Regions from separate parts of the Homo sapiens genome. Here region 1 is linked to region 2. Evidence: read pairs that join two places in POLR2A ChIA-PET (ENCODE). Cell type or tissue: A673. All regions are shown on one strand. Links, peaks and the distances in the headings refer to the core of each region. The heading gives the core; the rest is flanking DNA. Region 1 overlaps ATXN2 (ataxin 2). Region 2 has its middle 38 kb from the start of ATXN2-AS.

Region 1 (5,379 bases), core at 305-5,304, 170 kb after region 2:
TGAACACAGCATCCTCATGTCTATAGTCCTGTAATACAGGGTAATGCTAGAATGATGGCACCACCAACACACGCCCAGCCTGGTTTAGTATCTTCTTCAGCAACTCAGTACGGGGCTCATGAGCAGACGCATGCGATGTATGGTAGGAAGCACTTTGTTTGTCTCTTCCAGTGTGTGTGACTCTTCTTAATTTAAGTTTCTGAAAACATACTCTATCTAAGAATAACCTGACCTTTTATGACATTGAGGGTCAAGAATCTGAAGGAAAAGATGAACCCATTTCTTTGCCTGACTTGCTTTATAACTTTTGGCAAATAGTTTCTACTTCTGTACCTGGTCTTCAGATCTCTTTCCTGCTTTAACTAAAATGTAATGATGTATATAATGGCAAAGCATCTTTGTGGAGAAAGGTACCTTTCTCCTCTTCCTCATCAATATTATGCTTTGGTATATCCTGCCTACGACATGCAAGAGAATTTTATAATAATAAAAGCATAAAGGTGTTCTCCAGCATGAAAACATTTTGCTTCACTACTTGATCTGAGGGTCACTGGCATTACATATTTTTTTTGCTGTTTGTTATAATGATAATACTATGTTTCTACATCATGCTGTATTTTAATGGTTGAATATTATGTCATATTAGATATATTTTAGACATGAGTCACACTTTAAATATAACCAATGTGAACAGAATGCTGAAATGAAAATGAGAAGTATTTTATGTAAAACTAAGCAGTATTTATATGTGAGAATAATAAGCAAAAAAACCCATCTTCGTTTTGTGACTAAACAGAGAAATTTGTGTAGATCAACTTAGCAGCTGTCTAAAGTACCAAAATAATAGATTTTTCACTGTTGATAATTTAAAATAAAATGTCCATTTGTATATCTTATGATACAGAATTAATGGATTGCTTCAAATGTTTTTCAGAATATGTTTTTAAATAGTACTGATTTCATTAAGATGTTTTGTTCTGAATATTTCTGAGAACTACCGTAGTGTCGTTTAGTTTTCCTATTTGCGTTTTTGGTTGTTTGGAGTAGGGGATAATTTTGGTTTATTCATACAGTTGAAAAGTGTACTGCTATGAGAATGAGATTATGGTTACATGTAACTACATGGGCATTTCATTTTTAAAGCCTCTTTGAACTTTTTGAAATACTAAGAATATAAAATTTTTATTTTTTAAGTTTAGATGTCCTGAACGAGTATGTTTAGGCAAAATTGAGTTATTTAAGAATTTATAGGCTGGGCGCAGTGGCTCACGCCTGTAATCCCAGCACTTTGGGAGGCCAAGGCTGGCGGATCATGAGGTCAGGAGATCGAGACCAGCCTGGCCAACATGGTGAAACCCCATCTCTACTAAAAATCCAAAAAATTGGCCGGGTGTGGTGGCATGTGCCTGTAGTCCCGGCTACTTCGGAGGCTGAGGCAACAGAATTGCTTGAACCCGGGAGGCAGAGGTTGCAGTGAGCCGAGATCGCGCCACTACACTCTAGCCTGAGCGACAGAGTGAGACTCCATCTCCAAAAAAAAAAAAAAAAAAAAAGAATTTACAGATTTCTGGCAAACCTTCTTCTTGAGACATTACTACTTTTCATACCACCTCTGTCCTTTTTGAAGAATAAAAGTTTTAACATTCCGTAGGTTAATGAGAATAGGACTTGGGCAGCAGCAATCATCCTTCCTGTCACCTGTAACCCACAGCTTATGCTTTCTTCCTGGAGGTTCTTGTCTGCCACAAAGGCTCACTGCTGATAGGAATTTGTATATGATCAAAGGTGTTTAGTTTTATAAAACAGTTAAGTCCAGTCTTAATTTTCCACATTATCACTTTCAATTTTGTATTGTGGATTACGCATTTTAAATAAAAAATTGTGTGATTGCTACATTTTGGAAAACATTTTTTTCAAGAGGCCCATCCGTAATTTAATTGTAAAAGATACTGACAAACTAACTTGGTTTATTATTTTGGTTATGACCCCGTCATTTGACTTGTCTTTAGTTGTCTTAACGGGGACTGAATATGCGTGCAAAGGCACGATTGATTTATCATGCTGGCTTTTATGCAACTTGTATATATTTTAACAATTTTCCTGTTTGCTAAAGGCTTAGGTTAAAAGTTCATTATGATTGTTTATACATTTCTGGTGAATACATCATGATTTAACAAGTGGAAAGAACATCTCTTTCCTTCCATTTTCTGGCATACTCCCCTTGGAATCAGATCTGAAACTTTTAAGCTAAAATTTCCATTGCATTTGGAGAGTAGTTATTTGTGTATGCATGCTTTTGAGACATTGTAGCAATAATACTGTAATGTTGAGCCGAATCTTTCTCCTCATTGTGTTCATTCACTGCCAACATCTGGCTTCATCTTTTGGATGAATGTTCATTGGTTTTGAAACAGCCTATAGGGTAAATACTGTGTTTGAGGTACAGATGATTTTCATAACTACTTCCTAGAACATGTCCATTTGAAGAGCAGTGGGGCCTTAGACCCCAAAGTCCATTTATGTGTGGGCAAATAGGAAATGTTGCAAACAAAACAAAGCACTAGATCTAATGTCCAGTGAAATCTGGAATGAACTAGTCATTAGAGCCGGTTCTTTCATGCCAGGAAAAAGTTACTCAGCCAAATCTGAACTACTCTCCTGCAGTTTACACAGGTGGTATTTAATTGCTGTCTGTATGGAGGCAGGCTAGGAGCAAGGCTGTGGACTTGTTGTGATTGTCACTAGTTAATCAAGATTCCCTTTGTGGTGCTTAAGACCCTAAAAAGGACACTAGGAGCTGGGCATGGTGGCTGACACCTGTAATCCAAGAACTTGGGGAGGCTGAAGTGGAGGATCGCTTAGCCCAGGTGTTCAAGACCAGTCTAGGCAAGATGGCGAGATCCCATCTCTACCAAAAAAAAAAAAAAAAAAAAAAAAAAAAAGCCCAGTCATGGTGGCACATGCCTGTAGTCCCACCTACACAGGAAGCTGAGATGGGAGGATCACTTGAGTCCAGGACTTTGAGGCTACAGTGAGCTATCATGGCACCACTGTAATCCAGCCTGGGTGACAGAGCAAGACCCTGTCTCTATTTAAAAAAAAGAAAACATAAGAAAGAATTGTTTTGTTCTATGCCATCATAAGCCATAATTTAATCTGCTTAAGCATGTTCTTCATTAAATCTGCAGTGATTTATTTGAATTATTAGACTTTCAAAGCCTTATTATATCAAATATAAACAAAATTTGAAGTACATTCTTATAAACTACAACAAACTTACATAGAAGTGTTAATTTTATACTCATCTTCCCTGAACAATTTATATTTTATAAATATATTAAATATATTGTCATAAATTTTCTCAAAGGAACCAAATACTTTGAGTATGAATTGTGCTTTTCTTTTTAAGCTACATCATATCTAGGTTTTTAAAACATTTAATGCAAACAGAAGAACATGCACCCAGATGTTGGTGACAATTTTATGTCACCTTTTCTCATTCATTAATTGTTATAGCCATAGCCAAAGGCATTGAAAACATAGGACCACTAATGACTGCAAAATGAAATCCTGATTATTGTTTTTAAATTTTTAGTATGTTTAATACACATATGCTAACATTACTGAACAGTTAAATGATAAAATAGGATAATTATTTTATTCTAAAAAAGTATTGACCTTGACCTCTTTCTAGCTATCTTAGAAAGGGCTTTTGTCAAAAACCTTATCTCTTTGATGTCTCTTTTTTTGAGATGGAGTCTCTCCCTGTCGCCCAGGCTGGAGTGCAGTGGCGTGATCTCAGCTCACTGCACGCTCCGCCTCCTGCGTTCACGCCATTCTCCTACCTCAGCCTCCCGAGTAGCTAGGACTACAGGCGCCCGCCACCATGCCCGGCTAATTTTTTGTATTTTGTTTAGTAGAGATGGGGTTTCACTGTGTTAGCCAGGATGGTCTTGATCTCCTGACCTCGTGATCCGCCTGCCTCAGCCTCCCAAAGTGCTGGGATTACAGGCGTGAGCCACTGTGCCCAGCCTCTTTTTTTTTTTTTATTTTTTATTTATTTTTTATTTTTTTTTTAATTTTTGAGAAGGAGTCTCCCTCTGCCACCCAGGCTGGAGTGCAGTGGCGCGATCTCAGCTCCCTGCAAACTCCGCCTCCTGGGTTCAAGCAGTTCTCCTGCCTCAGCCTCCTGAGTAGCTGGGACTACAGGTGCCCGCCACCACACCTGGCTAATTTTTGTGTTTTTAGTAGAGACAGGGTTTCACCATGTTGGTCAGGCTGGTCTTGAATTCCCGACCTCAGGTGATCCACCCACCTCAGCCTCCCAAAGTGCTGGGATTACAGGCGTGAGCCACTGCCCCGGCCTCTTTGATGTCTCTTAATCTAACTTCCATCATTGCCTCTACCCCATCCCTTCTAAGAAGTTACTTTAATTTTTTTTCCTCTCACATCTACTCTTTTTTTTTTTTTTTTTTTTTTTTTGAGGTAGTCTCACTCTGTCACCCATTCTGAAGTGCAGCGGTGCGATCTCAGCTCACTGCAACATCTGCCTCCCAGGTTCAAGCGGTTTTTCTGCCTCAGCCTCCCGAGTAGGTGGGACTACAGGTGTGCGCCACCACGACCGGCCAATTTTTGTATTTTTAGTAGAGACGGGGTTTCACCGTCTTGGCCAGGCTGATCTCGAACTTCTGACCTTGTGATTTGTCTGCCTAGGCCTCCCAAAGTGCTGGGATTACAGATGTGAGCCACCACGCCCAGCCTCACATCTACTCTTCTAATCCATCTAATTTTGTTTTATGGTGATGCTTTTACCTTTCAGAAACAGTAATAATACAACTTTTCCGACTAACTAGAGCCATTAGGAAGAATTAGATCCAGAATCCTTTTTTGATTTGTTTTTGGTAGTTTAATGCAGATAAGTAAGAAAATATAGTTAAGTTAAAAAAAAAAAAAATGAAAAGCATCCATAATCCCTCCACCTGACAACTGCCTTTTAACATTTTGATGTGTATCCTTCCAGGTGTATTTAAATACACTCAAATACCCTACCCCTTTATGTAGACATGTTTTAATAAGAAATAATATTCATGTTTATATTCTTGCTATGATCCTAAATTTTTGGATCCATTACTAGATAATCTTTCAGGATAATGACATTTCCATTAGTAATGTTTTTGCAAAATTGTGTGTCTATTGAATTAAACTTGTAAAATAGTTTTATTTTGGTACATGATTTATATCAAGGTTGTTCAGTAGAATGCCATGTTGGTGTTTTTATTAGATAATGATTTTATTCCTTTTACTTTTAAGCAAGTCAGCATGACAACTTGACACCTAAGTACAGAAGAACAGTGTCTTCCGGTTTAGTCCTTTCTTTTA
Region 2 (5,379 bases), core at 162-5,161:
TTTTTTTTTTTTGAGACAGAGCCTCACTCTGTTGCCCAGGCTGGAGTGCAGTGGCGCGATCTCAGCTCACTGCAACCTCCGCCTCCTGGGTTCAAGCAATCCTCATGCCTCAGCATCCCAAGTAGCTGGGATTACAGGCACACACCACCATGCCTGGCTAATTTTTGTATTTTTTGTAGAGATGGGGTTTTGCCGTGTTGGCCAGGTTGGTCTCGAACTCCTGACCTCAAGTGATCCACCTACTCGGCCTCCCAAAGTACTGGGATTATAGGCATGAGCCACTGTGCTCAGCCATTTTTTGTATTTTTTGTATTTTGTATTTTGGTAGAGATGGGCTTTTGCCATGTTGGCCGGGCTGGTCTCAAACTCTTGGCCTCTAGTGATCTGCCTGCCTCGGCCTCCCAAAGTGCTGGGATTACAGGTGTGAGCCACTGCGCCTGGCCCAGATATAGCTTTGACAGTAAAGAGTGAAGCAGTAAGAGGGAGAAAAGCCTGTCCTTTAGGAACCCCAAGTTTTATCCTAGAGCCAAGGCCAAGTGTCTGCTTCTCCTCTGCAAGGTGAAGTTGATTTTGCACCTCCCACCCTCACCCACTGGCCTCCCCCAAACCCTGTTCTGTAGTCTCCCTGGAGCAAGTGAAAAGCATTATTTGCATTTGGGTATTAGTGAACTTCAGGGAAGTTACATAAGGCTTTTAATTTTTACTGGAGTGGGGGCTGGCCTCTTTATCCTGATTAATTGCCATAATCAACAACTTCTTTCTTTCTTTCTTTCTTTTTTTGAGATGGAGTCTCGCTCTGTCCCCCAGGCTGGAGTGCAGTGGCACCATCTCAGCTCACTGCAACCTCTGCCTCCTGGGTTCAAGTGATTCTCGTGTCTCAGCCTCCTGAGTAGCTGAGATTATAGGTGCATACTACATGCCCGGCTAATTTTTGTATTTTTAGTAGAGATGGGGTTTTGCCCTGTTGGCCAGGCTGGTCTCAAACTCTTGACCTCAAGTGATCTGCCTGCTTCGGCCTCCCAAAGTGCTAGGATTACAGGCGTGAGCCACCACGCCTGGCCATCTTTTCATGTTTTAGTGATAACCTTTCTTTACCTTGTATTCCTGAAACTCACATGTTCACAGACATTTACGACCATAGGGTCTATCAGACATTAATTTGGAAACTTGTACTTCCAGAAGCCAAAACAATTTCAGAATTATTGTAGCTAGTATGCTTTTCATGAACATTGAGTAGTCTCTCCCTATAATTCTGGAAGCTTAGGAGGACATGAAAGAAAGGGGTTCTGCAGTTGGTTCTTAATCTGGATTTTGCATTCTTGCTGCATGAAAGGAAGAAATGAACAATCTTGTTTTGTACAAGATGATTGCCGTCTTTAGGGCCTAATGTTGAATTGCTTCGAGTGAAAAACTCACTGGAATCATCTGGAAAATGTGGTTTTGGTACTTGGCACGGAGCTGCACTGGTGCAGATAACATTTGTTACTCTAAGGCTAATTACCACACTTACTAAGTGAACTGAAGCAGCTTTGTTTCTTTTCAGACCTTTTTCTAAATCCCCTGACCCAAGACTCCTTTCCGATCCAGCTCAAGATGGCCTTGAAACAAATGCAGGGAGGTTTGTCCAGGAGGGGAAGTCCAAGAGTGAAATTACATGCAAGATCCCAGAACGTGAACGTGTACAGCACTCAGGATAAATCTGGGTGTTTTGTTTGTTTGTTTGTTTTGGTTTTTTTTTGAGACCAAGTCTTGCCCTGTCACCCAGGCTGGAGTGCAGTGCAGTGGCTGGATCTCGGCTCATTGCAACCTCCGCCTCCTGGGTTCAAGCGATTCTCCTGCCTCAGCCTCCCAAGTAGCTGGGATTACAGGTCCCCACCATCACACCTAGCTAATTTTTGTGTTTTCAGTAGAGACGGGGTTTCATTATGTTGGCCAGGCTGGTCTCGAACTCCTGACCTCAAGTGATCCACCCACCTTGGCCTCCCAAAGTGCTGGGATTACAAGCATGAGCCACCACGCCCAGCCTGGGTGTTGTATTTTCAAAAGATAAAAGCAGGCCAGGCATGGTGTCTCACGACTGTAATCCCAGCATTTTGGGAGACCGAGGCAGGAGGATCACCTGAGGTTGGGAGTTTGAGACCACCCTGACCAACATGGAGAAACCCCATCTCTACTAAAAATACAAAATTAGCTGGGCATGGTGGCACATGCCTGTAATCCCAGCTACTCGTGAGGCTGAGGCAGGAGAACCGCTTGAACCCAGGAGGCAGATGTTGTGGTGAGCCAGAGATCGCGCCATTGCACTCCAGCCTGGGCAACAAGAGTGAAACTCCATCTCAAAAAAAAAAAAAAAAAAAAAAAGTAAAAGTAAATCTACAGCACTAAGCATAAATGCCAAATAGGAAAAACAGTTCCAACTTGGCCTCTGTGAGGATGTCTTCTGCCATTTTTTTTGCCCAGAAGAAGCAGCAGGTTCCAGACCAGATTTCCTGGTACATGTGTTTCCTAATTTAAAAAGGAAGAGCCCAGGCTAGGTGCTGTGGCTCACACCTGTCATCCCAACACTCTGGGAGGCCGAGATAAGAGGATCGCTTGAGGCTGGGAGTTCAAGACCAGCCTGGGCAACATAGACCTTGTCTCTACTAAAAATTAAAAACAATTAGCCAGGGGTGGCGCATGCCTGTAGTCCCAGCTACTCAGGAGGCTAAGGCAGGAGGATCTCTGGAGCCCAGGAGTTCGAGCTTGCAGTGAGCTATGATCGCACCACTGCTCTCCCAGCTATATCAACTCCTGGTTCTAATTCTCAATCCCTTGATTATGGCCCAATAGGCAAAAGTTCAGGTTTTCCCTAGAGAACTGGGAGAACTCAAGTCCCCTGTAAAAGAATGAGATGTTTCCGGCCGGGTGCGGTGGCTCATGCCTGTAATCCCAGCACTTTGTGAGGCTGAGGCGGGCGGATCACCTGAGGTCAGGAGTTTGAGACCAGCCTGGCCAACATGGCAAAACCCTGTCTCTACTAAAATACAAAAAATTAGCCGGGCATGATGTCAGGTGCCTGTAATCCCAGCTACTCAGGAGGCTGAGACGGGAAAATCACTTGAACCAGAGAGACGGTGGTTGCAGTGAGCCGAGATCACGCCACTGCACTCCAGCCTGGGCGGCTGAGCGAGACTCTGTCTAAAAAAAATAAATAAATAAAGATGTTTCCACAACTTAAGAAACTCGCCTGTATCAGTTTACATCATTAGCATAATGCTTAGCACTAAAAGGCTTCAGTGCTAACTAAAAAGAAGGGACAGGAATTAATTTTACAGGCACAACAGATTACAGAGAAAGACCTAGAAGTTAAGACATGTAAGCAGAAAATTTTAGGAGGAAAAAGGAGAGTTGCTATCTTGGAAACACTCCAACAGAGAGCAACCAAATTGTGACTTATCACACGCAGCCAGAGGGTCTTCCGGCAGCATTTTTTAGGAATTATCTTTTGTGATAGAAGCAACCTTAGCTGTAGCTGTATTCACTCATATTCTAACTGATCAGTTTCTGCTCATGCAGACACTATGAGCCCAACTGTTTGCAAAAGGGACAGCAAGAGAGGAGCCACGTGGCACTCCCCCACCTCCCCACCCCACCTGTCCTTGGGGAAAAAAATTAAGATCCTCTTTTCAAAATGCCTGCCTCAGGAAAACAGCTTCGTCGCATTTGTTTCCATGCTGCGGAAAATCAACACGAACTGGCTTTGATCCCAAACAGGGCCAACTGCAGGGCACTGAGGATTCCACAGCCAGGAGGAATGCGGAGGCCTCTCCCCCAGCACATTCGACTTCAATTATGTGGGAACACGCCTGGGCCGGGGGCTGATGCCAGAATTATCCTGGCTGAGACGGAGGAGGCCCCGTGCTGTGGCCTAGAATCTTTCCTAAAAGTCCATGCGGGATCTCTCGGTTGCTGCCAATCCTGCACTTTCTCGTTGGCGAGATTCCTGGCTCTGTTTGGCTAGAGTAATGCTACGGCTCACTCCTGTCCTTTTCTTCTCACTGCGGCCCCTCTGCCCCTCACCATTGTCAATCAGAATGCTCCACCGCTTTCAAAAACAGAACAGTCCCCCCAAGAAATCATCCACACCATCCCTTCCTCCTTCTCGGTTAGCTCCGTTATGGCCCACAGGAGAGGGCTGCCTTTTTGGTTAACTCTTTAAAAAGTTTCCTTTTCACCTTCTGACATAACATTCTCGTGGGAAGGGAGGTAAGGGATGCTAATGAGCCTCACTGGATTACCGTTAGCGTGTGTGAACCCAAGTGGACTAGGAAAATCCCAGCAGGACATCCCTATGAGGGGCCTCTTTTCCAGCACTGGTTGTCCTAATCAGGCAAGCCAGAGCGGTAATCTAGAGACCCCAAACCTGTGTTGGATTTTAGTAGGACGTAGAGCCGAGATAGCCCCTTTGCACTTGCTGAGAATGAAAAATGGAAGTAAGCCCTGTCCTGCGGTTTTGATGTGTTTGATTACACTGCTAGCTCACACAACCTACCGCCCAGTCATTGTGCTGAGCACTTGCCTTGTATGTTTCATCCAGTCCTCACAACAATCCTGTCAGGTCCTACGGTGAACCCATTTTACACAGCAAGAAACTAGGGCGCAGTGGAAACAGGATGGGACTCGACCAGCACTGACTGAGGTCACATAGCTGGTAAGTGATAAAGGCCATTCTCTCTCTCTTTTTCTTTTTTTGCAACAGAGTTTTGCTCTTGTCACTCAGGCTGGAGTGCTATGGCGGGATCTCAGCTCACTGCAACCTCTGCCTCCTGGGTTCACGCAGTTCTCCTGCCTCAGCCTCCTGAGTAGCTGGAATTACAGGCACCTGCCACCAGGCCCAGCTAATTATTTTATTTTATTTTTCATAGAGGCAGGGTTTCTCCATCCATGTTGGTCAGGCTGGTCTCAAACTCCTGACCTCAGGTGATCCACCTGTCTTTGCCTCCCAAAGTGCTGGGATTACAGGCGTGAGCCACTGTGCCCAGCCCTCTCACTCTCTTCTTTTTTTTTTTTTTTTTAGAGACAGGGTCTCACTCTTGCCCAGGCTAGAGTGCAGTGGTGTGATCATGGCTCATGGCAGCCTCAACCTCCCTGGACTTAAACGATCCTCCCACCTCAGCCTCCTGAGTAGCTGGGACCACAGGAGCGTGCCACTATGCCCAGCTAACTTTTTCTTATTTTGGGGGTCTCCTATGTTGCCCAGGCTGATCTGGAACTCCTGGGCTCAAGTGGTCCTCCCACCTCAGCCTCCCAAAATGCTGAGATTATACACATAAGCCACTGTGCCCGGCCCTTTTTCTTTTCTTTTCTTTTTTTTTTTTTTAATAAACAAGGTCTCTGTCG

Evidence for each region. Peaks named below come from ENCODE experiments on the same cell type or tissue, not always from the same donor. Only the 100,000 strongest peaks of a DNase experiment are listed, where the experiment ranks them.
Region 1: POLR2A ChIA-PET joins it to region 2 with 6 read pairs; 4 of 35 experiments call an interaction of 5 or more read pairs at or near these places.

Annotation. Positions count from the first base shown.
Region 1 is chr12:111,464,871-111,470,249 of GRCh38, reverse strand. ATXN2 (ataxin 2) reads left to right here. Exons shown (of 25, transcript NM_001372574.1): 20 at 10-142. Among named protein-coding and RNA genes, the nearest start is that of SH2B3, 62 kb to the right of the region's middle. In A673, for the core only: no CTCF peak of the experiment used is centred there; no DNase peak of the experiment used is centred there.
Region 2 is chr12:111,634,873-111,640,251 of GRCh38, reverse strand. No RefSeq gene overlaps it. Among named protein-coding and RNA genes, the nearest start is that of ATXN2-AS, 38 kb to the right of the region's middle. RefSeq lists an enhancer at 4,230-4,833. In A673, for the core only: no CTCF peak of the experiment used is centred there; DNase peaks (open chromatin) are centred at 3,281 and 3,701; H3K27ac peaks cover 2,535 bases.